Linked DNA regions of Mus musculus: region 2 is linked to region 1. Evidence: chromatin loops called from intact Hi-C (ENCODE). Cell type or tissue: gastrocnemius. All regions are shown on one strand. Links, peaks and the distances in the headings refer to the core of each region. The heading gives the core; the rest is flanking DNA.

What was found. Hi-C counts contacts between places; a loop is a spot of excess contacts. Peaks named below come from ENCODE experiments on the same cell type or tissue, not always from the same donor. Only the 100,000 strongest peaks of a DNase experiment are listed, where the experiment ranks them.
Region 2: it touches region 1 in a loop (3.0-fold over the local background); 20 of 42 quality-filtered maps call a loop at or near these places.

Annotation. Positions count from the first base shown.
Region 1 is chr10:117,025,663-117,041,281 of GRCm38, forward strand. It overlaps a transcript of Best3 not described here. Among named protein-coding and RNA genes, the nearest start is that of Gm10747, 8.8 kb to the right of the region's middle. In gastrocnemius, for the core only: a CTCF peak has its summit at 8,338 (motif pointing left); a DNase peak (open chromatin) is centred at 8,334; H3K4me3 peaks cover 218 bases; H3K27ac peaks cover 1,408 bases.
Region 2 is chr10:116,970,817-116,986,435 of GRCm38, forward strand. Gm46182 (a long non-coding RNA gene) reads right to left here. Exons shown (of 3, transcript XR_001779645.1): 2 at 14,062-14,185; 3 at 12,850-13,566. It overlaps Best3 (bestrophin 3), which reads left to right and starts at 15,498. Exons shown (of 10, transcript NM_001007583.1): 1 at 15,498-15,619. It also overlaps the pseudogene Gm5781. In gastrocnemius, for the core only: CTCF peaks have their summits at 10,258 (motif pointing right) and 11,244; DNase peaks (open chromatin) are centred at 8,234 and 10,258.

The sequences.
Region 1 (15,619 bases), core at 4,128-12,127:
CTCCTGCTCCTCCTCCTGCTCCTGCTCCTCCTCCTCCTCCTGCCCCTCCTCCTGCTCCTCCTCCTGCTCCTCCTCCTGCTCCTCCTCCTGTTCCTCCTCCTGTTCCTCCTCCTGTTCCTCCTCCTGTTCCTCCTCCTCCTCCTGCTCCTCCTCCTGCTCCTGCTCCTCCTCCTCCTCCTGCCCCTCCTCCTGCTCCTCCTCCTGCTCCTCCTCCTGTTCCTGCTCCTCCTCCTGTTCCTCCTCCTCCTCCTGCTCCTCCTCCTGCTCCTTCTCCTGTTCCTCCTCCTGCTCCTCCTCCTCTTCCTCCTGCTCCTCCTCCTGCTCCTCCTCTTCCTCTTGCTCCTCCTCCTGCTCCTCCTCCTCTTCCTCCTGCTCCTCCTCCTGTTCCTCCTCCTGTTCCTCCTCCTCCTCCTGCTCCTCCTCCTGCTCCTCCTCCTCCTCCTGCCCCTCCTCCTGCTCCTCCTCCTGCTCCTCCTCCTGTTCCTCCTCCTCCTCCTGCTCCTCCTCCTGCTCCTCCTCCTGTTCCTCCTCCTGTTCCTCCTCCTGTTCCTCCTCCTCCTCCTGCTCCTGCTCCTCCTCCTCCTCCTGCTCTTCCTCCCGTTCCTGCTCCTTCCTCTTGGACACGAAAGAACAACAAAGCTAAGGGATATGAAAACTGCATAGCTGAGTGCTGCACCACCGAAGGGTGACATGGTTTGGATCTGCTGAACACAGTCCTAACCAAAACCATCCCAGCTGTGTCACAGCATGGGACCAGTTACTATGTCGATCTGGTTGTCTTATTATGAAGCAGGATATGAGAGCTTTGTGGATTACAGGGTCCAGGACCGCACAATGAGAACAGAGTTGCCAACCGCCTTTGAGAAGCCTGCACGTTATGTTGTGCAAGCTCGAAGCCTTGAAAAGCTTTGCATCCTGAGGGCTAGCCTTTCCACCTGTCGTGTCCTGAAGCTTGAGATGTGGCTTCAGGAACAAGAAAGTCTAATAGCAGTGACACTGATCGGGTGTCTCCATGCTCCTTGCAGTCCGGTCTGAAGTCCACAGATGACCTCAGAATCCTTGAACGAGAGCGATGAGACCAACGTGTACCTTTAGCTCCACTTTACAGAGATGAAAACAGGTGCATCTGAGAACTCATTTTCCTGAACTCACATTAGCCAGGGTATCTGGCTTAAGAGCCCACACTTCCTTACTATACCATGCTGTCTGTGAGGCCCTGGATCTGCTAGCACTTTGTCCCAGCTTCTAGAGGATTCTCCCATCAGCTATTCACAGGTTTATGCCAAACCTCTCCAGCCCTAGAGACCTCTCTGGAGTCCCCCCTGCTCAAGGACAATCTTTAGCCACAGAGAAGAGAAGAGCTTCCGTCTTTGAGCCCTAGCCACCGTCTTCTTCATGTGTCATTACAGAAGAAAGCTGGCAAGAACCTCCTACTCCTTCTCTCATTACACAGTCCCGACATGCTGTGTTATAATGAGTGCGTTCCCACAAGACCTCAAATCTCAACAGGCCGCTTAAGGGGCCAAGGGCAATGACCCCTCCCTCCCTTAACTGGCTTTTCTTAAAGGACTAAAATGATATGCTATTAGAAGAAACGCTGGGCACAGATGGTTCCCTAAGCTGCTCCACACCATTTGCTCCCAAGAAAGGACTGTATTCCCCAAAGCATTATATACAGATGAGCCCATGGCCTTTCTACAAAGCCAGAGCCCCTGCCCTTCCCAGTCACCACGGCCCTCAGGCCCTTTCCTTGAGTTCTTCAATTTAAGCCCCACCCCCCATCTTCTTCTCTTTGGTTCTATCCATTGCTCACATACAAACAACTCTCTACTTAGCTGCCTTTGAAGTATAACCAGTTCTCATTCTTAAATCCAATGCTATCATCTGGACGAAGAACAGTTTTATGAAGAGATGGGAAGGTGTTCCCTTATCTCTATTCCTGTGCATCTCTTATGCACCTTTAATGCCGAGAATTCTTTAAGTTCCTCAATATTTCTTCAAGGTTTGAGATCACCTCTGCTTTAGTTAAGGCTCCTATTGCTGTGATGAAGCGCCACGACCAGAGAGCAAGCTGGGGAGGAAAGGATTTACTCAGCTTACACTTCCAAATTGATAGTCCATCATTGTTGGAAGTCAGGACAGGAACGCAAGGAGGGCAGGAACCTGGTGAAAGGAGCTGATGCAGAGGCCATGGAGGGATGTTACTTACTGGCCTGCTTTCTTATAGAACCCAGGACTACTAGCTCAAGGATGGCCCCACCTACCATGGGCTGGGCCCTCCCCCATTGATCACTAATTGAGAAAATGCCTTACACCTGGATCTTATACAGGCATTTTCTCAACTATAGCTCCTCCCTCTCTGATGACACTAGCTTGTGTCATACTGACATACAAAACCATCCAGTACAACTGACCCTTTGACAACCTGACACACGAACATCACTATTAAGCCACCTCTCTGATTTATCCCCCAAGATCTAAATAACTTCAAAAGTCTCACAGTCCCTAACAAATTCAAGCACATTAAATTTTCAGTCCTTTAAACTATCTAACCTCTCAAATCTAAAGTCTCTTAACTGTTGACTCAAGTACTTTACTTCAAGAGGGAAAAATCGGGGCACTGTCACAATCAGAGCAAAGTAAGATCAAAATCCAACCATCCAATATCTGGGACCCACTCATGATCTCCCAGACTCCTTCAAACTGTTTGGGTCACTTCTCCAGCTCTGCTCTCTGCAGCACACACAGCTTCTCTTCTAGGCTCCAACTGGTTCTACTCCACTGCTGCTGCTGTTCTTGGTGGTCACCCCATGGTACTGGCATCTACAAAACCACTGAGATTCCTTGCTGCAACTGGCTGCCCGGTCACCAATAGCCTGTCACAGGCTCTTTTCCTGGTCCCAAGCCTCAACTTCTTTGCATAACCTTTTCAGTCCTGGGTTTTTTCCTGCCACTGTGGCTACACCTACACCAGTGGCCTCTCCTGACCTCTCCCTGTGCCAAGCCTCAGCTGTTCTCCATAACCCCTTCATGCCTTCAAAACCAGCACCACCTGGTGACTCTTACACATGACCAAGTTTGGTTCCCTCCTTGGCTGCCTCTGGGAAAGAGCTTCTCTGTGCTCTCAGAAAACACTTCCCAGAAGATTTCACCTCAGTGATGCTGGTCTCTTCTTAGCCCCTGCTAATTTCTTAGCTCCAGCCAACCAGCATCAATCGTCCCAGTAACACAAAAGTTTCACCTCAGTAGCTCTGGTATCTTATTAATCACAGTTGATCCTTCATCCACAGCTAACCGGAACCACAGAATCTTACTTAGGTAAAAATCTGAAACAGACCTGATCGAGTCTTTAATCTTCCCTCCGAAATGTCACAAGCCAGGCCTCCATCTTCTGCACAGCTCTCAACATTATCATCGTCCAAGCTCCCACAGAACATCCTACTGAGCTCTCAACACTCAATGGCTCTTCTAGCCCAAAGTTCCACAGTTCTTCCACATTCTCCCCTAAAAGGTAGTCAGGTGTGTCGAGTCAACATCCCACTGCACTGGTACCAACTTGTCTTAGTTAGGGCTTCTGTTGCTGTGATGAAACACCATGATCCAAATGCAAGTTTGGGAGGAAAGGGTTTATTCAGCTTAAACTTCCACATCACTGTTCATCACCAAAGGAAGTCAGGACTGGAACTCAAGCAGGGCAGGAACCTGGAGGCAGGAGCTGATACAGCAGCCATGGAAGAGTGCTGCTTACTGGCTTGCTTCCCCTGGCTTGCTCAGCCTGCTTTCTTACAGAACCCAGCATCACCAGCCCAGGGATGGCACCACCCACAACGGGCTGGGTCTTCCTCCATTGATCACTAACTGAGAAAAATGCCTTACAGCTGGATCTCATGGAGGCCTTTTCTCATTTGAGACTCCTTTCTCCCTGACGACTCTAGCTTGTGTCCCGTCGACACACAAAACCAACCAGTACAGCCTCCCATTTTGTCTTCACACTAAAAACGGAATTGTGACTTGCTCAATGAGCCCAAATGAGGAACTTTTCCATCCTAAAGTGAGTCTTTATCCCACATGACCAGGGCTCCAGAATAAAAGGATGTATCTTCTTCTGCCTGGCTTCCTCACCTGCCTAGATCATTTTCTTCTGAGTTCTGCCTCATAGACAAATAGCCAAATGTCCCTGCGGTTTGACCAATCCAAGAACAGGCTTAGCCTAGTCGTGTTTTGACATGATCTGCATGTTAGGGTGACAGCAAAGCCAAGCCTTTGTATATTTCCTCCCAGCTCCTAGGGACAGCTTGGCCCTGACTCTGGGGTTCAGTTTCAATATGATTTTTTTAAAAAGATTTATTTATTTATTTTCTGCATAGGAGTAAACCATTTCTCTCTTCAGACACACCAGAGGAGGGCATCAGATCCCATTACAGATGGTTGTGAGCCACCATGTGGTTGCTGGGATTTGAACTCAGGACCTCTGGAAGAGCAGTCAGTGCTCTTAACCACTGAGCCATTTCTCCAGCCCCAATTGCAATATGATTAAGAGCCCACCGATTTTTCCTCTCCCGTCCAAGCACTTAGAGCTGCCTGACCCCTGGCTGCTCTCCCTTCTTCTTCATTGTCCCATCCTCCCAGTCCAGGGCTTCCATTACTCTGGGCATTCACTTTCAGCCTCCTTCAGCCAAGTGATAGAGAACATAGATTAAATGGAATAGGGAAATATAAAATTTACCGACAGTACAAAGAAGAATCAATGAATCACCTCGGAACAACTTCAAAAACTTGAACAAAGCCGTATATGGTGGCATGTGCCTATAATCCCAGCACTCTAGAGGCAGAGGCAGGAGCACTGAAAGTTCAAAGTCAACCATGTCTATGTGATGTGTTCAAGGCCAGCCTGGGCTATGTAGCAAGATCACACTTACCTCTAAAGTCCAAAGCAAACAAACAGCAGCAAGATGTTGAGAAAGAAAAAGGCAGTTAGGGAGCCGGGCATGGTGGCGCATGCCTTTAATCCCAGCACTTGGGAGGCAGAGGCAGGTGGATTTCTGAGTTTGAGGCCAACCTGGTCTACAAAGTGAGTTCCAGGACAGCCATGGCTACACAGAGAAACCTTGTCTTGAAAAACAAAAAAACAAAAAAAAAAAACAAAAAAAAAAAAGAAGAAGAAGGCAGTTAGGAAATTGGACAGATACCCATCTTCACAAACATCACATTCTCATCTGGAAAGTAGGCTGCTCACTAGGATTCCCAGCCATTCTTAGCCATCATGAGCGTCTAAGGGAAAGGATGGAAACCTCAGATTGTCCTGTGTGACCAGCAAGCATGACTGTGACTAGTGTTCCAGGGATTTATCACCAACTTCTTGCTATGGTAATCTGTTCTTCAGGGTCCCCTTTTACCTTGGGATTCTCGGTCATTTAGAAAGATCCCCTTCTGACACTCACAGCATTGAACCTCCGACTTAACGGTTTTGTCAGTCTCTTCAGATGGTTTTTCCTCTCTGATGCTTCCCAGCCTTCACCATCTTCCTTCTCCCTGGCATTTTCCATCATTCCTTCACATACACACACACACACACACACGTGCATGAGCACACATGCACATACATATGTGTGTACACGTGCACACATGTGGGTGCACACATACATACGCATATGCATGTGCACACATGCACACATGTGCACACACATGAGCATGCACACACACATATACACATGCACACAAGTGGGTACACACATGTGCACACATGCATCACATACACATACACACATGCACACATGTGCATCCACACAACACACAGCATCCCAGGGCAGATCACCACAGCTATGAATCCCTCATCTAACTCATTATGTATATCAATGTCCTCCAACACAATGTGGAACCAGACTTTTAAAATTTTTTGATTGCAGTCGTTCTCCCCACTGTGAGTCTAGAGGACTTAGAACACTGGCTTCAAAGTTGGAAGGTTTCTTAGGACAGCCGCTCTCCCCAATGCTGGTCCTATATCAGCCAGTTAGGAGTAATGCAAGTGTAAAACCAAACACAACACCCAAAGAAAATGCAAATCAGAATCTAACCCACCTGCCCGCCCCTCCTCACAACCCGCAACCTGGTCAACAGCAAACACCAATCAATGCCTGTGCAGCCCAGGACATAACCAGGGATTATCTCAGGCAGGGACTGCAAGTCTTTCCAGACTTTTGGCCTTAGTCCTGTGAACGCAACTCTTAGGACAGTTTTCCCGTTGATATGACTGCTGAATTGGAAAAAACCCAACTAAGCAATATCAGGACTCTCTGATTGCACATCTTACAAAATCTAGAAGACCCCAACCTTCCCGTAGAGCTTTTGAACCGTAATCCAACTTGAATCCCTCACCACACTCTACGCTGTCCCTCAGCATCTCTGAGTATGCCGTCAGCATGTCCCCGACTGTGGCAAATACAAAATTCCCTAAAAAACCTCACGTGAGCCAGACCAGATATTAACTTTTTGTTTGAGCTTCTTTGTTTCTGAATTTTAGAAGATGGGCCCAATTCTACCTTGTGCCCCAGGTGCCAATGGTGCCATGGAACTCTCTTCTCTGAGCTTCTAATTTCAGGACAATTGCCTCACAGAGATGAAGGGGAAGTACATTTTGTGTCTCGAAACAAATAAGACATTTCTAAAGTTGATTTTGTGCAGAAATTCTATCCTGTTCCAAGTTCCTTGGGTAGTGGCTCTGCATCAGATGCGATCTTGCACCCAGGAGACACTAGGTAGTGTTGAGAGATGTTTTCGATCATCATACTGGAAGTGTTACTGGTACATAGTGGAAGAGGCCAAAGATGCTATTGAACACCCTGTGATGCACAAAATCAACTTTAGTGCTGGTTCCCTAAAAGTTTAGTGTACCCAGAAGCAAGCATGGTTCCGTTTGTCTGTCTATCTGACTGACTGTTATTTGTTCAGGTATTGATGCTGGGTTTTGCCAGTACACAGAACAGTGCACGGGCCTCCTTGTTACAGATATTCAGCTTCTACACAAGAGGCCAGTTCCTGATGCCAGGGGGAACCCTGCTCTACTGACTACAGTGCTGCCCAGAGAGCAGTCTACAGGGACGGGGGTGGGAGTGGGAGGGTGGGGGTTAGGGGGCTCAGTTAGGGCAGGGAGGAAGAACAGCCATGCTGAATGAGATGATGGGTACCAGAGGAAGTCAGCTTTCATTTTGTTTCTTATGTGGTTGTAGTCGATAACTGTTATTACTATTAACAGTCAAAAAGAATGCAGGGGCTTTGATATCTGGCTTGAGTCTGTGGACTTGGTTGTTGGCCACCTGTGGCAGGGCTTAGTGTCCTTAGGGGTGGCTGAGTGAGGCAAACAATTGAAATTTTAAAAATATATATATGAGGGACCCTCTAGAGACCTTTTTTTCTTTTATTATATGTTTTTATTGGTTTATTTAATTCTTCATTCATTTCGTGTGGAGACAGAGGGTAGGCATGTGGAGATCAGAGGGAAACATACTGGAATCAGTCACTTCTTCTGCTATGTGGATCTTGGGAATCCAACATAAGCCACCAGGCTTGGCTGCAAGCACCCTCACTCGCTGAGCCATCTCGCTGGCCCATCACATCAGCCTCGACCACACTGCCTTTGCAGTGATATCCTGAGCCCGCTGTGTCACCAGCGTCACGCTAAGGCCTCAGCACCACAGTGAGAACCCCGAGCATCAATGTCAGCCTTCCTGCTTCCCATCAGTAGTTTCATGTCTAAAACCTCCAAGGTTCGAGGTCCCAGAAGTTCAAGGCCACACTGGGCTACCTAATGAGACTATAATTAAAAAAAAAATTAAAAGGCAGAAGAGATGGTTCAGTGTATACTGTATATATGTGTGTGTGTGTGTGTGTGTGTGTGTGTATGTATATGTATATATGTATATATATATATATATATATATATATATATGCACTGAACTATATATATATATGATATATATATAAACATATGTTAAAAACATAACATATATATGTTAAAAACATTTACTATATACACATATATATAATAAATAAAACACATCTTAGGAATTAGTGGTGTTGCCCTTCAGGGAGAAGGCAGGAAACCAGATCCTGGCAGGAGACTCTCTGGTTTGAATGGAATATGCCCTCCTACAGGTGGTCAGGTCAACTTCCGCTCCTGCCAGGGAAACCAGGCAGCACCAGCTCGAAAGGGGGTTTCTTTCTCAACCTTAGCTGGAGGCTTCCACACCGGCAAGCAAGACGTTTCTGCTTTCTCCCATCTGTCTACCTATGAATCATAAATGCCACGCCGGTGTTGACTCCCAGGGCCAGGAGTGCCCCCTGGTGGCCATATGACCAACTTATTTCTCTTCTCCTGGTGGGTAAAGCCAGCCAGCTATCTGATGAGCTACACAACTCTCTCTCCCGCCCAAAAGCAATTATTTGGATGTTGATGACTAATAATAAGCATTTACCACGATCCAAATGTGTCATCAAAACCTTACTCAGACTGTCCCCTTTAAGACTCACAAATTCTATGATCTATGATAATATCCTGCAGTTCACAGTTCAGATTGCTTGTCTCTGGGACACCTAGACCCCTCTTATATATTTTAAAGATATGTTATGTGTACGAGTATTTCATCTGTATATACATATGTGTACCGCGTCTGATGTGTGATGCCTGCAGAAGAGGATTCTGGATTCCCTGGGACTGGAGTTACAGTTTGTGCGCTGCCATGTGGGCGCTGAGAATTAAACCCTGGTCCTCTGGAAAAGCAGCCAGTGCTCCTGACCGCTGAGCTAGCTCTGCAGCCCAAGAATACTCTTAAAGACACTTTCCACCAAACACTCTCTACCTTCCATTTTGACCCATGATTCGTCTCTGATTTCTACAGATTTGCATTCCCAGCAACAGGTGGTTCTTAGGGCATCCAGGTCAGCTTGACCTGGAGTTTACGCCAGCATATCCCCCCCCCCCTCCACCCGTCCCCACTCCCGTGTCCCAGAATGCCCCAGGGTACTACCCAGAAAGAGCCAAGGTTTCTAAGGAACAGGTCACGTGGGATAGGTCAGATGGGGGTGGGAGGATGGCCTGAATGCACCGTTCTCCCTGCAGGTATTTTAGAAGGGACCGCTGGGGACGTGGGGCTGCCTCACTTCCGGCACTGGATATTAAAGAGCCTGGTCTTAGGCTCAGAGCTTGCTGAGCCCTGGACAGTCAGAAACCGGGCCTGAGATTCTGGGGGAAGTTTTGCTATGGGGATGTGGCTCTCCCCACAAATCTTTCCACTTTTCAGTTTCTTCAAAAGCATTTCCCTCTTGTTGAAGCCTCTGGGCCTCACATCAGGACTGAGACACCTCCTGCCGGATGCAGCCACTGTCTGTGCAGGTCGGAGCTCATGACCAAGAGCTCTCTCATGTAGAGTGTCCAGTTGCGACTTGTCTCAGAATTTGCAAGTGAATGTGAGAAATAATGAAAGAAAAGGAGGGGGGCATGTCTACCTCTCGAGTATGGAAAATATTTTTATTGTAGATATAAAGGAGAAAGTAGGCAGAGGGAAGAGTCCAGGCCAGCAGGACCAAACCGGACTGCGAGAGGGGTGGAGTGGGAGGGGTGGGATGAGGGAAAGCAAGAGAGGAGCCTCGGGCTAAGGCAGCCCAGGCCAAGAGGAAAGAGAGTAAAGGGCAGACAAAAGGACCGGGAAACCAAAATGTCTGGATTATATAAGGAAGCGCAGATGGGGGGAGGGCAGCCCAACCCCTGGGCTGAAGAAGTTTAGGGTAGCGGGGCTGGGTATGCAACAATACCCTGTACCAGATAGGGATGAAGGATGCTGGGAGAGCCTGGCAGCCATTTGTCTCTGGTTTAAGACCTAACAGCAAGCCTGGGAACAGGGAGTCTGAGAGGGCCTGCCTGCTGCTGCCTGCCTGCGCCTGTCTTCCAGTGTTTTCTCAGTAACACAGCAGGGACTCCACTAGAGCCAGCACTAAATTGTGACCACGTGGAGGGCAGCCACGTTTTGGAAACTCAGTCCCAGAGCCCCTGCAGGAGGCCTTACCTTCCCATCTTCACCTAAAAGCAGAAAATGGTACTAGCATGTAAGGAGCAGCCTGGGCGTGGCATTTAAATAATACTGTATAAAAAGCCCTCAATGTGGGGGACGACAAGAGAGCAGCTATTATTATTAAAACTAACTGCAGAGTCTGCCGAAAGTAAACCTTTTCTCTTCTTTTCTTTTCTTTTCTTTTCTTTTCTTTTCTTTTCTTTTCTTTTCTCTTCTCTTCTCTTTCTTTCTCTTTTCTTTTCTTTTCTTTTCTTTTCTTTTCTTTTCTTTTCTTTTCTTTTCTTTTCTTTTCTTTTTGCCAAGAGCCTCAAGTGTTTCCTGAAGCAGAGGTCCAGACCAAGCCAAGTGTTACACCAATGTTTATCTAGTACCGGTAAGCGGGACCTGTTCTGTTACTCTATCCCTTGGACCTATTCAACGATAGAGGTGCTGCTGCTTTCTATATTTTACAAACTAGGAAATCAAGACGTGTTAACAGCGGTGTGGTAAGGTGTTTGCCTAGCATTGCACAAGGCCGTCGGTTCATCCCAAGCATTAAAAAACAAAAGCAGGGCTGGAGAGATGGGTCAGCGGTTAAGAGCACCAACTGCTCTTCCAGGGGTCCTGAGTTCAATTCCCAGCAACCACAGGGTGGCTCACGACCATCTGTGTTGGGATCTGATGCCCTCTTCTGGTGTGTCTGAAGACAGCGACAGTGTGCTCACATACATGAAATAAATAAATCTTTAAAAGGAGAGAGAGAAGGGAGAGAGGGAGGGGAAGGGAGAGAGAGAGAGAGAGAGAGAGAGAGAGAGAATGAGCAGTGTATTAGGCATAGGATTTCAGAGGTTTCAGGCACTGTGGCAACTTGGTCCCATTTCGGGGAGAGCCTTTGAGGTAGAAAAAACGCCATGACAACATCCGTGGTGAATAAATATAAGACCAGACAGGAAGGGACTAGAGACTAGAGATGGTCTTCTCCAGTGCACCTGCCCGGTAATGTGACATTCCCAGGAGGCCTAAATCTCCTGAAGATTCCATATCGTCCCAATAGCACCCACAGGCTGGAGACCAAAGCCCTTACAGGTGATCCTGTGAGAGGCCTTGTCAAACTCAAAGGATTCCAGAGACTAAAGGGAAATTTTGCATTTTTCTGTCACCATGAGGAAATAGGCTGTAGTGAACCAGGAGGGTATAGAGTTGGCCAGGTCTTCAGGTCTTTCTGAAACCAATTGAAAGACAGATCTAGGAAAGGGAGACACCACCACCTTCAGGCTGGCCCCAGGCCCAGCCATCTAAGTATCCAAGGACTTCCTGGAATAATCTTTCCCCACATCTGATGATAACACTAATATAAAGGGATTATAACACAAAGCAGCTTCCGTGTATGAGATACTTTGAACCCAGTATCTCCATGACCTCAGGCCGAGCCCACTTTGGCAGATAAGTAAACTGAGGTTGTAAGATGTCACCCGACCCCAGTCCAGAGCAAGGTTGATATTAAAACTCTTGACTCTCCGTGCGCTCGGGGCCCACACAGTTCATGTCTGGTTCATCATGTTGATCCCTCTAAGTGTCTTAGGGAGATGTGCAAAGCAGCAATGGGTGGGGACCTTGTTGATTATAGCTTTACAGTCTGGAATTTGAATGAAAATTCAAACAACAGTGGATTTCTCAAGCTCGATCTCTGACCCACATTCCACACTTAGCCTTTGTCTTAGTCGGGGTTACTATTTGCTCTAATGAAACACCATACTCAAAGGGGAGGAAAGGGTTCGTTCATTCAGCTTATGGTTCCACATCACTGTTCATCATTGAAGGAAGTCAGGGCAGGAAGTCAAACAGGGCAGGAAGCTAGAGGCAGGAGCTGATGCAGAGGCCATGGAGGAGTGCTGCTTACTGGCTTGCTCATTGTGTCTTGCTCAGTCTGCTTTCTTATAGAACCCAGGACCACCAGCCCAGGGATGGCCCCACCCACAATGGGCTGGGTCTGCCCTAATAGGCTTGCCTACCGCCCAATCTATGGAGGCATTGTCTCAGTTGGGGCTCCTTCCAATTCATTGACTTCAGCTTATGTTAAGTTGACATAAAACTCACCAGCAGAACCTACATTTCCAGGTAAAATATGCCTAGTATTTGTTAACACTAAAGTCTCCCAGCAGAGAGTCTATGCTTCCTAGCCTGATGGCCTATTAGGGACACAACCCTCTTCTTTCTAGAAAAGGAGAAAGAGACATAGAAAGATAAACAAGGAAACAATTGATGGAGTTCAAAGAGACCTTCAGAGTCCAAGTCTAGGACCCTTTCAACCACACTACCACACACAGTTCAGGTGAGCAGTGTCTAGCAAAGATCTGCACCAACAGATTCCTGAAGCAGCGCGATACTGAACTGATGACAAAAGTCCCCTCCCCATGAGTAAATGAAAACGAAGAAAACAGCTAGCTCACTGTTTTAGTTAGGGTTTTACTGCTGTGAACAGATACCATGACCAAGGCAACTCTTTTTTTTTAATTAATTAATTTATTTATTTAATGTAAGTACACTGTAGCTGTCTTCAGATGCACCAGAAGAGGGCATCAGGATCTCGGGTGGTTGTGAGCCACCATGTGGTTGCTGGGATTTGAACTTCGGACCTTCGGAAGAGCAGTCGGGTGCTCTTACCCACTGAGCCATCTCACCAGCCCCCCAAGGCAACTCTTATAAGGACAATATTTAGTTGGGGCTGGCTTGCAGGTTCAGAGGTTACACTGGGAGAATAAAAGATACTGTCACAGTATCCAAGCTGAAAGGTGACAACCAAGGAGACTGCCAAAAACTAAAAGTGTGCCAACTGTTCTGCGAAGGAAGAGTTCAGGAACCCTGATAGACCAGTCAGGAGCAGATCCAATGCAATCATACTAGGGTCTTTATTTACAAGCTCGAGCTTGGGCTGCCCACTTGCCAGCCCTGGGGGACAGAGGGAGGGAGCGATTCTAGCCTGGCAAGCATCTAATTGGAGAGTTATTATGGCCTTTACCATAATTGACTGGTACTGGGAGTCAAACTATAAACTTACCTTCTATTTCCCACTGCACTGGTGGTTGTTAGATAGAAGGCCGGCTGTTGTGGGGTTATTCTGTTAACTCCAAATTTGCTGGGGGAGATTAGCTTGGAGATGCTGGTCTTGTGGGGGTTAGCCTAGAAACTGGAGCTAGACTCCGGTTTCATTGGGGGGTAACCTGTAAACCAATTCTAGCTACTGGCCTGTTTACCTGAGTTCAAATGCTTTAAAATGGAGCCTGAATTGAAAAGATTTGGCCTCTCACAACCTCCCCGATGTCCCCTCATCTGCAGCTATCTAAAAGCACACCAGCCCCAGACATCTGCTTCACTGTTTAAAATTTACATCTTCTTCCCACACACTTGACATCACAATGGCTCATCGATTCCCAAAGCTTCAGGGCTGCTGCTCTGTGAATTCCAGAAGGGTCTCAGTTGCTGGGAGTTGTATTGATGTGACTGCTTTCCGACTACACCAAATGTCTATATCTCAGTGAGATTCGAGGAGACACCAGGCACGGCTGACAGAGAAGATGCAGAGGGCTGAGCGGAAACCCTTGATGTTGGCCAAGTCTCCTCTCTGCTCTGCGTATTGACTGACACCCACTGGGGCCTCATCAGAAGGACAGCGCTACCGTTGCACATGCCCGGTAATGTAACTTTCCCAGGAGACCTCAATCTCCTGAAGATTCCATATCGTCCCAATAGGACTCACAGGCTGGAGACCAAAGCCCTTACAGGTGATCCTGTGAGAGGCCATGTCAAACTCAAAGGATTCCAGAGACTAAAGGGAAAATTTGCATTTTTCTATCACCATGGGGAAATAGGCTGTGGTGAACCAGGAGGGTATAGAGTTGGCCAGGAACAAAAGCATGCACTACTACAGTCAACTGCAACAAAGGAATGTATTATGATATCGCTTTATTATTACCGTTATCTCTATCTTCTAGATGTGGAGTTGGTCCTCTCCTTATATCGTGACAAGGGTTCCAGAAATCAAACTCAGATCACCAGGATCGTTCAGCAGATGGCCTTAGCCACTGAGCCATTTTCCTGGCCCAGAAATCCATAAAAGGCCGGTTGTGTGTGGAGTATTTCAATACTAGCCCACCCTCTGTATTAAATTGAAAGAAAATCTTCCCCAGGACTACAAACAATTTGTTCCGCTGAAGAATATAAGCTCCTAGCTGTTTAATAACCTGCTGGGTGATTGGGTGATCCAGTCCCCAAGAAAAAGACCGACTGGCTCACCACTGGCACAGACAGCTAAGGGCTCCTCAACCTTGGAGCATGAGATACCGGAGGTAAATGATTCTTAGTTGAGGGGAGGCTCTGTCCTGGACACTGTAGACAGTTCAGCAGCACCCCAGCCCCTCCCCACTGAACACTGCTCTCTCTCTCTCTCTCTCTCTCTCTCTCTCTCTCTCTCTCTCTCTCTGTTATAAGTTTCCTCTCTGTGCGAGGTTGACCACAAGGAGCAGTTGAACGTAGGCATTTTGCTCCAGGGTATACAGCAATCATAATTCTGTGCCAAAACCAGTCAAATAAACCAAGTATTCAACTGCTCTCGAAGAAACACACAAGGTCTGTTTTCCAAGGGTGGTAATGTTTCCTTAGCTGTTTATTGTTGAGCCAATAAAGTTTGTGAATCCAAAAAATGGAAGAGGGAAGAGGAGGAGGAGGAAGAGGAAGAGGAGGAGGAGAAGGAGGAGGAGGAGGAGGAGGAGGAGGAGGAGGAAGTCAGCAGATAGACTCAAGGTCCTCTCTTTAGCAGCAGTCTTTGTTGCTTTCAATACTAAACTCTACCGCCACCTTGTGACTGCAGCTTGTGAACAGAGTATGGTAGTATCCCTCTGAACTCATCAAAATCTAATTTACAAAATATAGTAAAAACAGAAATTCTTTTTTTTTTTTTTAACTTTTAAAATCGTGGAATCAAACAGGTAGCGGTGACGAACGCCTTTAACCCCAGCACTCGAGGCAGAGGCAGAGAGGCAGAGAGGCAGAGAGGCAGAGAGAGGCAGAGAGAGGCAGAGAGAGGCAGAGGCAGAGGCAGAGGCAGAGGCAGAGGCAGAGGCAGAGGCAGAGGCAGAGGCAGAGGCAGAGGCAGAGAGGCAGAGGCAGAGGCAGAGGCAGAGGCAGAGGCAGAGGCAGAGAGGCAGAGGCAGAGACAGAGGCAGAGGCAGAGGCAGAGGCAGAGGCAGAGGCAGAGAGGCAGAGGCAGAGAGAGAGGCAGAGGCAGAGGCAGAGGCAGAGGCAGAGAGGCAGAGGCAGAGGCAGAGGCAGAGGCAGAGGCAGAGGCAGAGAGGCAGAGGCAGAGGCAGAGGCAGAGGCAGAGAGGCAGAGGCAGAGGCAGAGGCAGAGAGGCAGAGGCAGAGAGGCAGAGGCAGAGGCAGGTGGATCTCTGTGAGTTCGAGGGTAGCCTAAACAACAGGGAGAGTTCCAGGACAGCCAGGACTACACAGAGCAACCCTGTCTCAAAAAAATAATATAATATAATATACCAAACAAACAAACAAAATCATGGGATCAGG
Region 2 (15,619 bases), core at 5,413-13,412, 54 kb before region 1:
GATCACTAATTGAGAAAATGCCTTAGAGTTGGATCTCATGGAGGCACTTCCTCAACTGAAGCTCCTTTCTCTGTGATAACCCCAGCTGTGTCAAGTTGACACAAAACTAGCCAGTACAAACACAAAGAAGCAAATACACCCAAGAGGAGTAGATGGGAGGAAATAATCAAACCAAATAGAAACAAAAAGAACTATACAAAGAATCAACAAAACCAGGAGCTGGTTCTTCGAGAAAAATAGAGTTACTCAAGGTCACAAGGTAGTAAGGAATGGAACCCTGTCCTTTTTGAACACCTCAGCTTTCCTTATCTGGTGCCTTTTCCTGAAGCTAGACGTCTAAAAACAGCGAAAGGAAGAAGTTGATTCAAACAGCAATCATGGAGGTAAGGGACGCTTCAGAGGACTACACGGACCTAAAGTGACTAGAAAGCATCCATTTACTATGCTGGGTAAAAGAAATTCTTCTTACCCACAACCTAGTTCTTCCAGGCTCTCTCACGCCCGAGATGCTCTAGTAGAGTGGGTGAGCATGCAGGCTCCTGAATCTGTCTGCCTGAATTTTAATAGCCAGTACAGAAAGCACACAGTGTCATTGTGTGTATCTGTCCACTTCGTGACGACCTACTTCCATTCCCCCCCTTACCAATGAGAAAACACGCTGAGTAGAAAGACATAAGACACTTTTCAACCCTTTAACACTGTGATCCCCACCTGTAGACGTAAACCAAACTTAAAAGCCGTGATGCTTCAGTGAAATATAAAAACGTTAAGGGAGCCAGGTGGCAGTGGCCTGTCCCTTTTATCCTAGCACTCAGGAGGCAGAGGGCAAAGAACCTCTGTGAGTTTGAGGCCAGCCTGGTCTACAAAGTGAGTTCCAGGACAGCCAGGGCTACACAGAGAAACCCTGTCTTGAAACACACACACACACACACACACACACACATGCTTTTGAAATGGATTCTTTTGTATCTAGAAGCAGTCCTAGAAAAACTGAGCACCTATTACAGAAGACTCCCAGGGGTGCTGGCAGATAATCCAGCCGCTCTTTGTACTGTTTAAGAACCACTGAGCCGGCCCTTGACAGCTTGAGCCCTTGGCTTTGGATGCCTCTGGAGTTATTGAGAATTAATATGTATATTAAATGATATTTTATATTATCAAACCTACTTTCATTTTTAAAAGGGCACATACTCTGCATATTTTTCTCTTTAAAAAAAAAAAAAGTCAATCTTTCCTGGGGAAGATTGCACCAGAATCCTAGGGAAATCAAGAGGGCTGGAAGCTTTTGTGAGCACTGCCCTGAAGAAATAAGACACTCATATCTTCCTTCCTCTTTCCAGATACAAGAGGAAAACTTAGCTAAACGGTGGTCTTGTGGAGGGTACCGGGAGCCTGGGTCAGCAATGCAGGAAGGTGGACATCAAAGATGATCACAAATATGGAGAAATGCGGAGTTCTAGAAAAAGGTCCCCATCAGTCGATAGCAACACAGAGGGGAGAAGTGCAGACACTTGGGAGACAGGCAGGGAGGAAAGAGTAAAATGCAGAGCAGGTGGAAGATGAGGGAGACAACGGAGCAGATGGAAGACGGAGCGGGCAGACTCACCTACTTCAAAAGGGGGACAAGCTACAGAGGAGACCCTTGGACTGTGGCCCAGGTGAAAGAAATGACTGATCTAAAAACACTGAACTCTTTTGGGCTAGGCTGAGCCAAACACTGTAGATTAACACACACATACACATAATAATAATAATAATAATAATAATAATAATAAAAATAAAAATAATAGAAACAGACACAATAGCAAGTTCCTGGGATAATCTATTTCCTTATGATTACAGTAATCACACACTCACACACACTTCTGACATACATACATTTCTTTTCTTTCTTTCTTTTTTTTTTTTTTTTTTTTCTCCAGGGACCAAAACCAGTCTTTATTGGCCTCGGCTACTTGAGGGGGATGAATCGGGATGAGTGGGTGGCACCAATCCCGGGCCGGCCGTGCTTCACAGGTTTGTAGGTGATGGAGAACTGGCCCAGGTAGTGGCCGATCATCTCTGGTTTGATCTCCACCTGGTTGAAGGTCTTGCCGTTGTACACGCCCACCATGCTACCCACCATCTCGGGCAGGATGATCATGTCCCTCAGGTGCGTCTTCACCACCTCGGGCTTCTCCATGGGTGGCGCCTCCTTCTTGGCCTTTCTCAAGCGCTTGAGCAGTGAGTGCTGCTTTCGCCGAAGACCACGGTTCAGGTGCCGCCTCTTGCGGGCACTGTACAGCTGCGTCAGCTGCTCATAGGACATGTCGAGCAGTTAGTTGGTCGAGGTCTATGCCACGGTAGGTGAACTTGCGGAAGGTCCGCTTCTTCTTCTGCTCCACTTCGGCATCTTGGCGGTTACTCGGAAAAGCCATACATACATTTCTGACACACACACAGACTTCTGAACACCAGCCCATCTGCTTATTTACATATGGAAACGTGACCTGTTGCTGGAGTGATTCATCACTGAGGTGTTTTGGTTCTAACCCTGCATAATTGAGTATCACTAAACAGCCTACTACGGTATGTGGCCCCACGTATTCTGAGGGCCTTTTCTTTTGATCGGGTGTTGGTTGGTTGGTTGGTTGGTTGGTTGGTTGGTTGGTTCCTGGTGAGCATTAGCTTCCTAGATTCCTTCAAGCTATCCCAGAAAACTTGAGTTTCAAGTTAGTCTTAGGACTTCCTAGAAAATGAACAGTGTGGAGAGGAGAGAAGAATTGAAGTAAGTGGGGGATGGATGGCCGTGTAAGAGGCCGATGTACTAAGTTGCCTCAGGGATGGTGTGGCCGTGCACCTCACCCACACCTCCCACCTCACCTGCAGCCCCCACCTCAACCCTGAATCCCTTGCTGTTTCCTGTTTTTCTGTTGTCAATACTGGTTCCAGCGGCCTGTGATCGCTGCCTGCTGACAGTGATTTCTTTGTGTCCCTATCTCCTCTGGACAGCGAGTCCCTCCTAGAGTTCCTGGCAATGGGGGGGGGGGGGGGAGGTCTCTCGCTCTTCTGTGTAGCTCGAGCTCCTAGTGCCTGACTCGCAGCTGTTACTCAGCATCTGTTGAATTAGCAGGTGAGGTGGAGTCAGATACTTAACCCTCCCCCTCCCTTTTTTTTTTAACCCTTATGAAACACCTTACCTAATAAGTCGTATCGACTTATAAAACTTTCTTAAAGGCTATAAGGCAATGTTTGGTGCCCCACATCTTTTCAGCCTCTGGATAGTGATAATCAAAGTTTATATAACCTGATTATTTAATATTTATCATTAAGCCCTTAGAATTGGCCAGAACCTGGAGGATGGAGCAGTGACTGAGTGACCAGAGGAACGGAGTGTTGGTGCTCTGCACGAGTGAGCCACTAATGCTAGCTAGCTTAATGGCGATCAGCATTTCACATGTTTGGGGATTCACCCTAAAGTACAGGCTCTTAATTTAGGGTTCATGGATCCTTAGCAGGTCCAAGAATGAACTCTGGGGATGGGGATGGGGATGGGGAATGTCAACGAACCCCACTAAGGTTTGTGACTATGTACACGAAAGAGGTGCTTATAACCGCCATCGGAGTACCAATGGAGTACCAAAATGACCCAAAATGGCAAATTGCATGACTCCAAAGGGATATTTGCAGAACCTTAAAAGAAAGATGCACAAGATGCTTACCAAAGCATTGCTCAGGAGAGAAGGAAATGGGAGATGATGTGGGACTCTAATGGGACAGTAAGACAGGTAGATATGCAGCACACAGATCACAGTGTACTGTTGAATGACACAGCAGGTTGCCGCCACCTCCATCCTTTTTTCTACATGAAAAGGGCTTTTTCCTTTATTAGATAATTTGTTGAAATTGTTTCTAAAATCCTAACGGGGTCCTGTTCTTTTTTTCCCATTGGTTCCTGTGTTTCTCCCTAGGGCTTAGATCATCTTCGTCGTATTTATGTTAAGATAAAAACCGGACTGACCTCCGCCCCCTCCCTTGCAGACTTGAGGTTCTGTGTCTACCAATAAGTCTTGGACCTTGGTGGCATGCATCGCCCCACCCGAACAACTGATGCTTAAAGTTTTTTAGCCAGGTTCTTTGTAGAGAGAATTTTAACACACCAGAACTTTGTACTTAAAATCGAATGACCTGAGTATTTCAACGTTTAGATTCTGAAATGTATTTTCTTACCATCTCTCAATGCTACGGGAGCTGCTGATAGCAAAAGAGAGAAGATAATTGCATCTGAATACACACTCTACACTCAGATATCATCTTTGAGGAGTAAGCAAGAAACCTCTTAGACTCTTAGGCAGCCAGATCTAATCGCTCTGTCTAGACTAAATAAAAATCCATAACTATGGAATTCATGTAACTGCGATAAGAGGTACAGTTTGTTCTTATTTGTTACCTTTCAAAAACTAGAAAACAGAAGTAAGTATTTGTGTGAAGGAGGAGGAGGAGGAAGAAGAGGAGAAGGAGGACGAGGAGATCCCTGGTGTGTAAGGAGATCTCCTCAGACACACACACACACACACACACCAAACCACACACACATGCACACAGAGACAGTCAATAATGATCATTGCGGGTTTCTTGTTGACTTTTACAAAACACATTATTTTATCAAAACGGTAGCAGCATTTTTCAAGAATTGGAGAAACTATTTGGAAAACCATAAAGAAGGCAAGGCCACCATTGGGAATCAAATGTAACTTGGAAGCTACGAACCTTAGCATTGGCATCATGGAGGGTGCTCGGCTCTCCAGGTACACAGCAGAGTGGGAGAAACCATAAGGCCCCCCACAGTGCAGCAAGGATGCTCTCTGGTCCTAGGCTCCCACAGTGCAGCAAGGATGCGCTCTGGTCCTAGGCTCCCACAGTGCAGCAGGGACTCGCTCTGGTCCTAGTTTTGACATGTTCAAAGGGAAGTTGCACCTGGCTCTGGAAGCTTCTGACTCTATCTACCTTTTGTGAACTGACTCCCGTGTGAAGACACAGACCGTGTCCAAGAACAAAGGCACACACATAAGAGTTTGAGATAATTGTGTATTATAACCAGTGGTGTGCCTGTCAGCCCAGTATGCCGTATAACCAGTTCCCAGAAGCGCGCCATTGCTCATCTGAAGCAGACCAGGATTGGCTTTCCTCCTGGGAGGACCGTGACCCACTCTCAAGTCCAAATGTGAAGCAATCCATTATGAAACTCACAGTCTTCTCAGAACAACTGTGCACAGTGTGCATCCCCCATAAGTGACCATGGCTCTTCTCAATAATTCTTAGGACCTCCCCAACCCCACCCCACCCCCCATGTGCTGTCACAGTAATCCAAAAGACTATGCATTTTCCAAATATCATCAGTTGGTGCCACCAAAATTTCATACTCCAGATTATAGAAAATGAATGAGAAGCAAGCTTCCTTTGGTCATGTGGGAGAAGGGCCATTTTGAAGGGAGAGAGAGCACACTGGTTCTAAAGAGAGAACACAGGTGAAGAAGCTGTGTCTGAAAGTCCACTTAAAACAAACCCATCCTCACACACCCTTAGACGCCGCATCAATACGTATGCATCAGATGAGTGGATAAAGTGTGCTATATCTACACACAATGGAGTTTGATCCAGCCACAGGAAGGAAAGAAATCATATCGTTTACAGGACAATAAATAGAACTGGAGAGAGCCATGTTAGTGAGATGTTCCAGGCCAAGAAAGAGAAATGCTACACCTGCTCTCTCCTCTGTGGAACCTGAGTGCTGTGCGTGACTCTGTGTGTGTGTGCATGTGTGGGCATGTGTGCACGTGTGAAGACTAAATATGACATAATATAGGAGAGGGGAACTACCTGAGAGGAGGAGGGAGAGGAGGGGGGACAATGGAGAATAAATACGATCAAAGTCCATGACATGCTTACACAAAAACATCATTATCGGGCTGGAGAGATGGATCTATGGTTAAGAGCACTGACTGCTCTTCCAGAGGTCCTGAGTTCAGTTCCCAGCAACTACATGGTGGCCCACAACCATCTGTAATGGGATCCAATGCCCTCTTCTGGTGTGTCTGAAGACAGCAACAATGTACTCACACTACATAGAATAAATAAATCTTTAAAATAAAATCATTATGAAACTCTGCTTTCTACAATACACACTAACAAAGGCTTTTTCTTTTTTTTTAAGTAACTCATATCTACCCAGAAGTAAGTGAACACCAGTTTGAAGGCCATTGCTTTAGCCCACCCCCATTAACTAGTATGGGAATTAAAGCCCTGTTAGTGGCCTGGTGGGGACAAGGACCTAGGTCTTCCCACAAGCAAACCAGTGAGTGGCGACTCTACCAAACTGCTCTTTTTGTTGCGATCTTGGGATAAATTTCACGTCTTAGATGCTCGTTCCTATTTATAAAGTGAGAAGGTGGATGGTACTTTCCTTGGTTCCTCCACATACACTCTCCGGCCTGATCTGCACACAGTAGGCCCTGAGGCAGACATGGTTAAACCGACATCACACTTCTGATTGGTCAATGGAAGGCCCTAGCAAGGGCTTGGAAGGTCTAAGGCAGCGGGTTTTCAGTCCTTTCCCTGGGCCTCACAAGACCTCCAGGAAACACAGATGTTTACACTGTAATTCAGAAGGGGCAGATTTACGGCTGTGGAGTAGCAATGATGATAATTGTATGGCAGGGGGTCACCACAGTGTGAGGAACTGCATTAAAGGGTCGGGGCATTGGGTCTGATAAAGCAGAGTTAAACTGGTGAATTTATTCAACTGGCTCCCCATCTGGTTGCTATGGGTGGATGTAGACTGCCCCTAGTGTCTCAGACCTTGCCTAATATCCATTTATCTCCCCCAGGTCCTGGTCCTTTCCTCTTCAGCTGGAAAGGCATTTCCAGATAACCTCACCCCACTTCACGGTAGACCACAATTGCAAGCTGAAATAACCCCTTTCCTCCTCGACTTGCTTTTTTGGTCATGACTAAGAAAATGGTCAAATTTGAGTGGGGTTTTGAGGGGAGGGATAGAAAAATAAGGTTGAGACCTTGTTAGAATTTTTTTTTTTTTTTATGTTTTGAACTTTGTATTAGGATGTTTTACGGTAGAACTGTTACAAACAAAAAAACAGCACATAGTCCACAAAGATTCTTCACCTGATTTCACATGCTGTTAATATCTTACCAACTGGTGCTGTGATCACAAGCAGGAAGCTAGCTTTGACGGTATGCTGTTTATCTGTTTCACAGTGTTGGGGATGGAACCCAGGCTCTCACCCATGCTGGGCATATGTTCTGCCAGTAAGCTTCACTCCTGTGCTGGCTGGTTTTGTGTGTGAACTTGACACAAGCTGGAGTTGTCACAGAAAGAGGAGCCTCCCTTGAGGAAAGGCCTCCATGAGATCCAGCTGTAAGGCATTTTCTCAATTAGTGATCAGTGGTGGAGGGCCCAGACCATTGTAGGTGGTGCCATCCCTGGGCTGGTGGTCCTGGTTTCTATAAGAAAGCAATCTGAGCAAGCCAGGGGAAGCAAGCCAGTAAGCAGCACTCCTCCATGGCCTCTACATCAGCTCTTGCCTCCAGGTTCCTGCCCTGTTTGAGTTCCTGTCCTGACTTCCTTTGGTAATGAACAGCAATGTGGAAATATAAGTTGAATAAAGTCTTTCCTCCCCAACTTGCTTCTTGGTCATGATGTTTTGTGACTAAGACAACCCCCAAGCCTGGTCAACTCTGTTAATTAACCTGTAAATGTTATTTATTAATTCTATCACTTGTCTCATAAGTGCCCCAGTTAGACCAAGATCCAGCTGTCATATTCTTCCTTCCCCCATCTCAACATCCCAAGGACTTTCTTTGCTTGACTCTTGAAAGGTACCGGCCTAACACTCTGTCAACTCTAGAATGTGGTATTTTGACAATATAACCTAATATTCAAGGCATTTAAAAAAGTGCACAAAAACTATTCTCTATCTAGTAGTTTTTCCTAGAGGTTATCAATTCTGTAACTACTTTATGCACATCCCAGGACCGAGCAAGTACATCCTCTGGAGTGATGCTGATTCTAAGAAAAACAGAAACTTAGCCTGACCATTTGGGGGTGAGTGGTGCCAGAAAAATAAAGCGTCTAAGAGTCTGTCTCCGTAGCAGAAGGTCAGACTGGGTACTTGATAAAGAGGGTGTGAAGCTCAAGGGCACGGTGCTGGCACTTAGCAAGGGCCTTTGTGCCATGGCACTGCGTGACATTGCAAGACAAGCCAACTCATGCAAGGGAGAGAGCCTAAGGAGCCAGGCTTGGTCTTCTAATGACTCTGCCATAGCGACACTAAGCCGCTCAGAAGGGCTCTGCCACCCAACACTCTAACAGTGAGGACTAAGTCAACAGTTTATAATGTTGGGAGACATGACAAACCGTGCGGTAAGGAAGTGGGGAGCAAAAGCAACTACTTAGGGATTTAAATGTACGTCATTAGACTCAGTTTAATACTATGTCCACTTAGCAGATTACAGTGATAGGTTCTCCTTTAGCTCCCGTGACCTGTCTCACCATAGGTTCTCTGCCTGATCGGGCCTGGGTTTTATCTTCCGAAGTGAGACGATACCAATCAAAAAGTGGTTGGCTCAGGATGATGTTGTGCCTGTGGGCGTGTCTTGCCAGCCCAGTCACAGTCGCAATGTTCATAGCACAGTTATAACTCGTGGTTACCTTTCTTGTCTGGTGACATATACATAGTATCTTCTAACACAGTAGGGATGAGGCGTCTATGTGAGTACCAGTCTTGATTTATTTTTTTGTTTGTTTTTTGTTTTTGTTTTTCGAGACAGGGTTTCTCTGTGTAGCCCTGGCTGTCCTGGAACTCACTCTGTAGAACAACCCAGTCTTGATTTCTTACCCTCAAGTTCTGGACTGTAACCAAAAGCAAGGTCAACAACCTATAGTGCCTTAGGGTGTATGGGACCTCACTGTTCATCAGACCACAGGGGGATTTTTAACTTTCTGAGGGGCCACCAATTCAATATCTATAATAATTTTACCAACATTTCCAGTCCTTGCTAGCAAGATATAAGGATTTCAATCTCTACTTAGCCTCCCCTGTGCCTGTCTGGCCATTACGAAGTCAAACAGCCCTCAGGGGGCGGGGGAAAGATAGAAAAAAGATGCAAGAGACAGGTACAAGGAGAGATGCAGGCCATTACCACGTCAGCAGCAGGTGTTATTTCCCATTACTTTTTTATATTACAGTACCATGGGAAGCAAAGCCACACAGAAACAATTTTGCTGATATACACACATAAGACATTTTCTCTCACTCAAAAATCCACCCTGTTCCTTCCACCAAGGTCAGCAAAATCTTCAGCCCCTAGCGTTGAGCCTCAGGTGTACCTCCTCTTATCACTCCATGCCTTGGCAGGCCAGGAAATCCACCCGCAGACCCTAGCCTGCCTTGACCCTGCTTCTATTGATTTTATTTTTTCACCTGGAGTAGACTAAAGTTTGGTAGTTGTCCATTGATCATGGTCAAGATTTCAAAAGATGTTTTCCTTCTTGTACACAGATATTCTAGTCTTGAGACTTGTAGGTGAGTGGGTGGCCTACTTCACCTCGGAGCTGCTGAGCTACTTGCTGGCTTGCATAAACCGCCTGACCTTGCAGTGAGGATGAAGGACTCTGCTAGGTGCCTGAGCTGCTAAGAATGCACTAGGGCAAAGGTGAAAGAAACATACCAGCTCCAACCGGCGACAGACCCAGTGCACCCTCTGTTTTATATTTTTTCAATGTATTGAACATTTTTCAATGATCAGCATGAAGAGTAGAATGTGGCCCAAACAAGGCCTCTCCCCTCCTAGGTGTGTCTCACTATAGGAGATCGCTGTGATCCGGGTAGTTGAGTATATGTTAATTTAAAATGCACATATTTTGCATTTGATTTCTACGGAGTTGAAATGTTGAGAGATTTAAAAAAAATAAATAAAGTGTCTTCCATTGTTAAACGAAAAAAAAAAGAATGTGGCCCAAAGTTTAAGGAGACAGATACAATTTGGTGACAGAAATGCCACACCTTTCATCGCATTTCAGTGCCTATTAGCTATCGGTGAGGAGTGTGTGTGTGTGTGTGTGACTGTGTGTGTTTGTGCTTGTCTGTGTGTACATGAGTGTGTATGAGTATGTGTGAGTGTGTATGTGTAAGATTCATTTACTTTTGCTTTATTGCACATAATGAGGATTTTTTTGCCTGTATGTGCACGCAGTACCCACAGAGACCAAAAGAGGGCATCAGATCCAGTACTCCGAACCAACCTCAGGTCCTCTGTAGGAGCACTAAGTGCCTTCTCTCTCCAGACCTCCAAAGTAAAAGGGGTTTTGTTATTGGTGGTGGTGGTTATTTGGTTTGTTGTTTGTTTGTTTGTTTGTTTGTTTGTTGCTTGTTTTTTTTTAAGCAAAAATAGCTTTGGGACTGGAAAGATGACTCAGCCAATTGAAGGCAAAGCCCCCAAAACAGCTTTCAAATTTCTGCAAAGTAACCTAGGCAACTGTTAAAGATGTCCCACATCTGATGTCCCACATCTGATGTCCCACATCTGATGTCCCACATCTGCAGCAGAGCTGGGATGCAAACAACATAAGGTGCAATTGTGTGCAATTGTGTGACCCCCAAACCCAGTGATTTTTTAAAACACATCTGAAAGCAACAGTCAAGGTTTTCCTTTGACAGGCTGTCTACCATCTGAGTTGATTCTGGGGGCTTCTCTGGGGGCATTTCTGAGGCTTCCCCTTATCAACTGTCTTCCCTAGCCTGTATGTCATATATGTGGCCACCTCACACCCCACTAGTTCTAGTCTGATCCAGCCATAACAGGTTCTTAGTCTGTAAACGTTCTGCCCTTGTGGCTTGTCTGAGGTTCTGTGGCAAGGCTGCTAAGACCACACGTTTAACTAGAAACAGGTTAAAGCCCCAAAATCAGTTTGCCTTTTGACCCCTAAGGGGGTCCTTACCCATCTTACTCATAGGCATGCTTTAAAGCGGTTCCTGGAAAGGGAATCGCCAAGGGGAAAATATAAATCTACATGTAGGGCTGGTGAGATGGCTCAACAGATAAAAGCACCCGACTGTTCTTCTGAAGGTCCTGAGTTCAATTCCCAGCAACCACATGGTGGCTCACAACCATCCCTAACAAGATCTGGCGCCCTCTTCTGGAGTGTCTGAAGACAGCTACAGTGTACTTACATATAATAAATAAATAAATAAATCTTTAAAAAAAAATAAAAAATAAATCTACATGTAATTTCATTACATATTAATAAAGTTAGCAAGGAACATTCCTGATTCTCCTAAACGATCTAATGGCCTTTCCTACTTAGCTTTTCATAAGATGGCTCTGCTATGTGTCAAAATAAACTGAGAGGGAGAAAGTATAGAGCAGGGGACCAGCTGGAAAGCTACCAGTAGAGCTCTCAGGAGGTGAGGGTGGGGGGGGGGGTGGGGGGTGGAGTCTGAATAAATCTCAAAGGTGGCACCAGCAGGAGTTGATGAAAGAATGGGCAGTGGTGTAAAGAGGACATTTTAGAAAGCCCTTCATGTTTGGGGCCTTTTGCAAGGAAGGAATCTTATCAGCTGCAATGCGCAGCAGCAGGTAGAACACTCATTAGGAAAAAGATGGCCCTCACAGTTAGAAGCACATTTACAGGACTATGAAACCTGAGTTGAATTTGTCGTTATTTTTCTATTGCTGTGATAAGACACCATGACCACGGCAACTTATTTTAAGAAGCATTTATTGGGGGGATATAGTTAGTTTCAAGGGTTAGATTCTATGACTGTCATGGTGGGAGGGGCATAGCCTTGGGTTCGTAGCTACATCTTGATTGGAAGCACCAGGCAGAGCAGAGAGAAAGGGAGGGGGGAGGAGGAACAGGAAGGGGGATGGCAGGAGAGGGAGAAGGAAAGAGTCTGGGAATGGCAAGAATCTTTTAAAAACTGAAAGCCAACCACAGTGATTCATTTCCTCCAACAAGGCCACACTCATCTTTCCCAAACAGCTCCAACTGAGACCAAGTATCCTAACATATGAGCGGGGGGGGGGGGGGGGGGAAGGGGGCCATTCTCATTCAAGCCACCGCAGAGTTGAGCTGAGCTGACTATCAACCTGTAAGACATGACAGGCAACTGTTCCAGCTTCACGGGAGTTAGAATCACTGTAAAAACAATTCTCTGGCCCCGTTTGTGAGGAAGTTTCTAGATCTACGTAGAGCTATTGAGGCCAGAGGACCTACTCCAAGTGTGGATGGTTCGGTTCCGTGGGCCAGGGGCCCTAGACAGCATAAAGAGAAGACTGTGAACTGAGTGCCAGGGTCCAGGGGTCACTACTCCTGACCGTGGGTGAAACTGACCACCTGCTTCCTGCCCCTGCTGTCGTAGCTTCCCTGCCGTGATGCACTGTACCTGTGGAACTGTGTGCCAAAATAAACATTTCCTTAGAAGCAATGGGTGCTTCTCATTCCCACCTGTACCCCATCCACCATCTTTGAAACAGGGTCAAATGCAGCCCAGGCCACCTGTGTCCCCCGAGACTGGCCTCGAACATCACTACATGACCATGACAATAGGTTTTGAACTCTTGGTCCTCAGGCTTCCAAATACTGAAGCTACATGTGTGCACCACCACACCTGGCTTATCCCTCTACTTAAGGGTAAAATTTCCCTAAATCTACCCTTTACCCACATGATAATATGATTTACAAACACGGGTTGTCAAGTAACAGAATTTCACGGCTGTTTGGAATAAGCAACATATCTGAATTTACTTGATTTTGGTGAAATTGTACAGATTTTTAATTCATTTTCCCCTCTAGCGGTCTGGGCTGTGAATGGAGCGGTGTCATCTACTTAGGAAACATCATTGATTATTGCGCGCAGAGTACACTCTCAGCACTGTCTTCATAATTCTCTGGACTCGGAGCTTTTGTGTCTAAAATAGAAGGAAATTTCCACAGTGTCCATTTCAAAAAAGAGATCACCTTCATTACCTGAACGAATGCACTTCCATTTTGTTGAGTTGGCAATTTGTCTCTGCACGGAGAGGAACTGATGGCTCCTCAAATATCCAGTCTCCTCTGGGCTTAAAGCTGACCCTGTTGTAAAATGAACCGTGTTTCTAGTTCTCGGGGGTTCACTACTGCTCCCCGAAATCAAAGCCTAATTGAGGAGGTTTCCCATAGCCTTTGGTTTGGCATGGGGTGGAGTTCCCTGTCCAATGGCATGCATCAAACTTTGCACACCTGAAATCCAAGTGACTGACCCAACCAGCTGCCTGGTTTAGAGCCATAGATGCCATCACGGAAGCCCAGGCTGGCTTAGTCCACCAGAGATGGAATAAAGTCCGGGTTCTCAGGACACTTACCATCAGGGAAACTTTACCTGTATGGTAAGAATCATTGTGAGTGTTGTTCACAAATCAACTGAACTGAGATATTCTGTTGTTGAGAAATTGATCAGTCAATGGAACCGGGGGAGACGCTCGGTCGGTAGAACAGTTGCCTTGGAAACGCTGAGTTCAATCCCAAGCCTCCACATGAAAAGCAATCAGGGTGGTGTCTGAGAGTTGGAGACAGGTAGGTCCCTAGGGCTCATGGTGGGCTAGCCTGGCCTACTGGGAGAGTTTTAGGCCACTAAAAGGTTCTGTCTCGAAACAAAACAGTGGACACTATATAAGATAATCCATTTGAATTTTTAAGCTTTGTTTAGCTATGTTGTTTTACTTAAGCTTTGACCTTAGTCATGTCCCCTCTGTATCTAACGGCATGCTCATGTAGGGATTGTCTACCACATCTTTGTAGCAGAAAAAGAACACTATGGGATACCTGGTGGCCTTCACCAACCCACAGTGCTTACACCGCACCTGCAAAGCATGCTGATTTCCTGGTTTTCTGTTAAGGCCACTGCAAATTACGCTGTTTGGGGGCCGCTACACATCTAGCCGGAGCGGGGAGGTATAGAGCCTGCAGTGTTTCCCTTTTGTACACACAAGGGTTTATAGAAGTTCAAATTCCATAACGCTCACCAAATCTGAAAACTGTTTACAATATTGCAGGTCTAACCGCCCACTTTCTCCGCAGTACAGATGTAAGATGTGGCATACGACGTTTGCATTCTGCATGTTCACAAATCCCCCGTGGTACTCAAAGCTGTGGAAGTGTGATAACCAAACAGTAACAAGATCCAGTACCCGTTAATGGAGCCCCAGGGGTGCGATCAGTTAGCACACAATTACTAAATGAATATTCATTATTCACAGGACCCCCGACCTGAAGTTAGCAACAAGAGGAACAGGGACAAATAAGCCAGCAATACAAATAAGCCAGAAAAATTAATCTGTCAGGACTCTAAAGCGCTTGCGGTTTGACCAAGTCGCTCACATGCACATAAGGTTGACTAATTCTTTAGAAATTTGAATTTTATGTATTCCTTTTTAGGGCTGTGGGGGAAGCATCCATTTGCTTATTTGTTTTGAGGCTATCCTGGAACTTACTGAATTGCCCAGGCTACCCTTGAACTCAGGGTAAGTCTCCTGCTTCAACTTTCCCATCAATAGGATTACAGTCATGACCCACCAGGCATAGCCTAGTCTTGATTTTTATAATATTTTATTCTACATGTTTCTCTACAAAAACTATTTTTTGCTATTCTCTTTAAGCTTGTGGTGTAATGACAGGTGGAAAAATTACCTCAGAAAGTTAACAGGGTCTCAGGAAATGACCCTCAGATTAATTAATTAGTCTATCACCTACAGAACTCAGATGAGCAGCCTCTTTTAAGAAAGAAAATATCTATTATTATAAATCTGAAAGAAACCATCTCGAATAACAAGCTTTTCTGGTTAACCATGGGAGAAACATAATAAGACAGAGGGTTACAGTTTTCCACTGCACCAGGCCATCACATAATTCTCTGTGCACTTCTAAAACACACACCACACACACATACACCACACACACACATACCACACTCACATGTACACCACATACTTACCATACAAATATACTCACATCCTACACATACATGCATGCACATATGGATGTGCGTGCACACACATATATAAACCACACACATGTACACACACACATGTACACAATACACATGAACACATACACACCTATACACCATACACATATATACAACACACATGCACTTACATACATACACACACACACACCTATATACCACACACATCTATACACCATACATATCTATACACCATACACATGTACACATACACACCTATATACCACACATGTACATAAATGTACTCATACCCTAGACACACATGCATGCACACACACATATATACCACACATACACATACTACACATGCACATAAATATACTCACATCCTAAACACACACACACACACACACTCTTGCTGCTTTTAATGGAAGAGCATTCTCAAGATCTCTCAGAAGATCAGAATTCTTGCTTTCATTCCTGTCTGCCCCAGTGTATGGCTCCATAAGAATTTATTCTTCATTTCATGCACAAAAAGACTGTCCTAATCCCCTCTTTGGCTACTGGAGTATGTTCAGACCTTTTCAGTAGAAAAAGGCTTTTCTTCCTTGATCCCA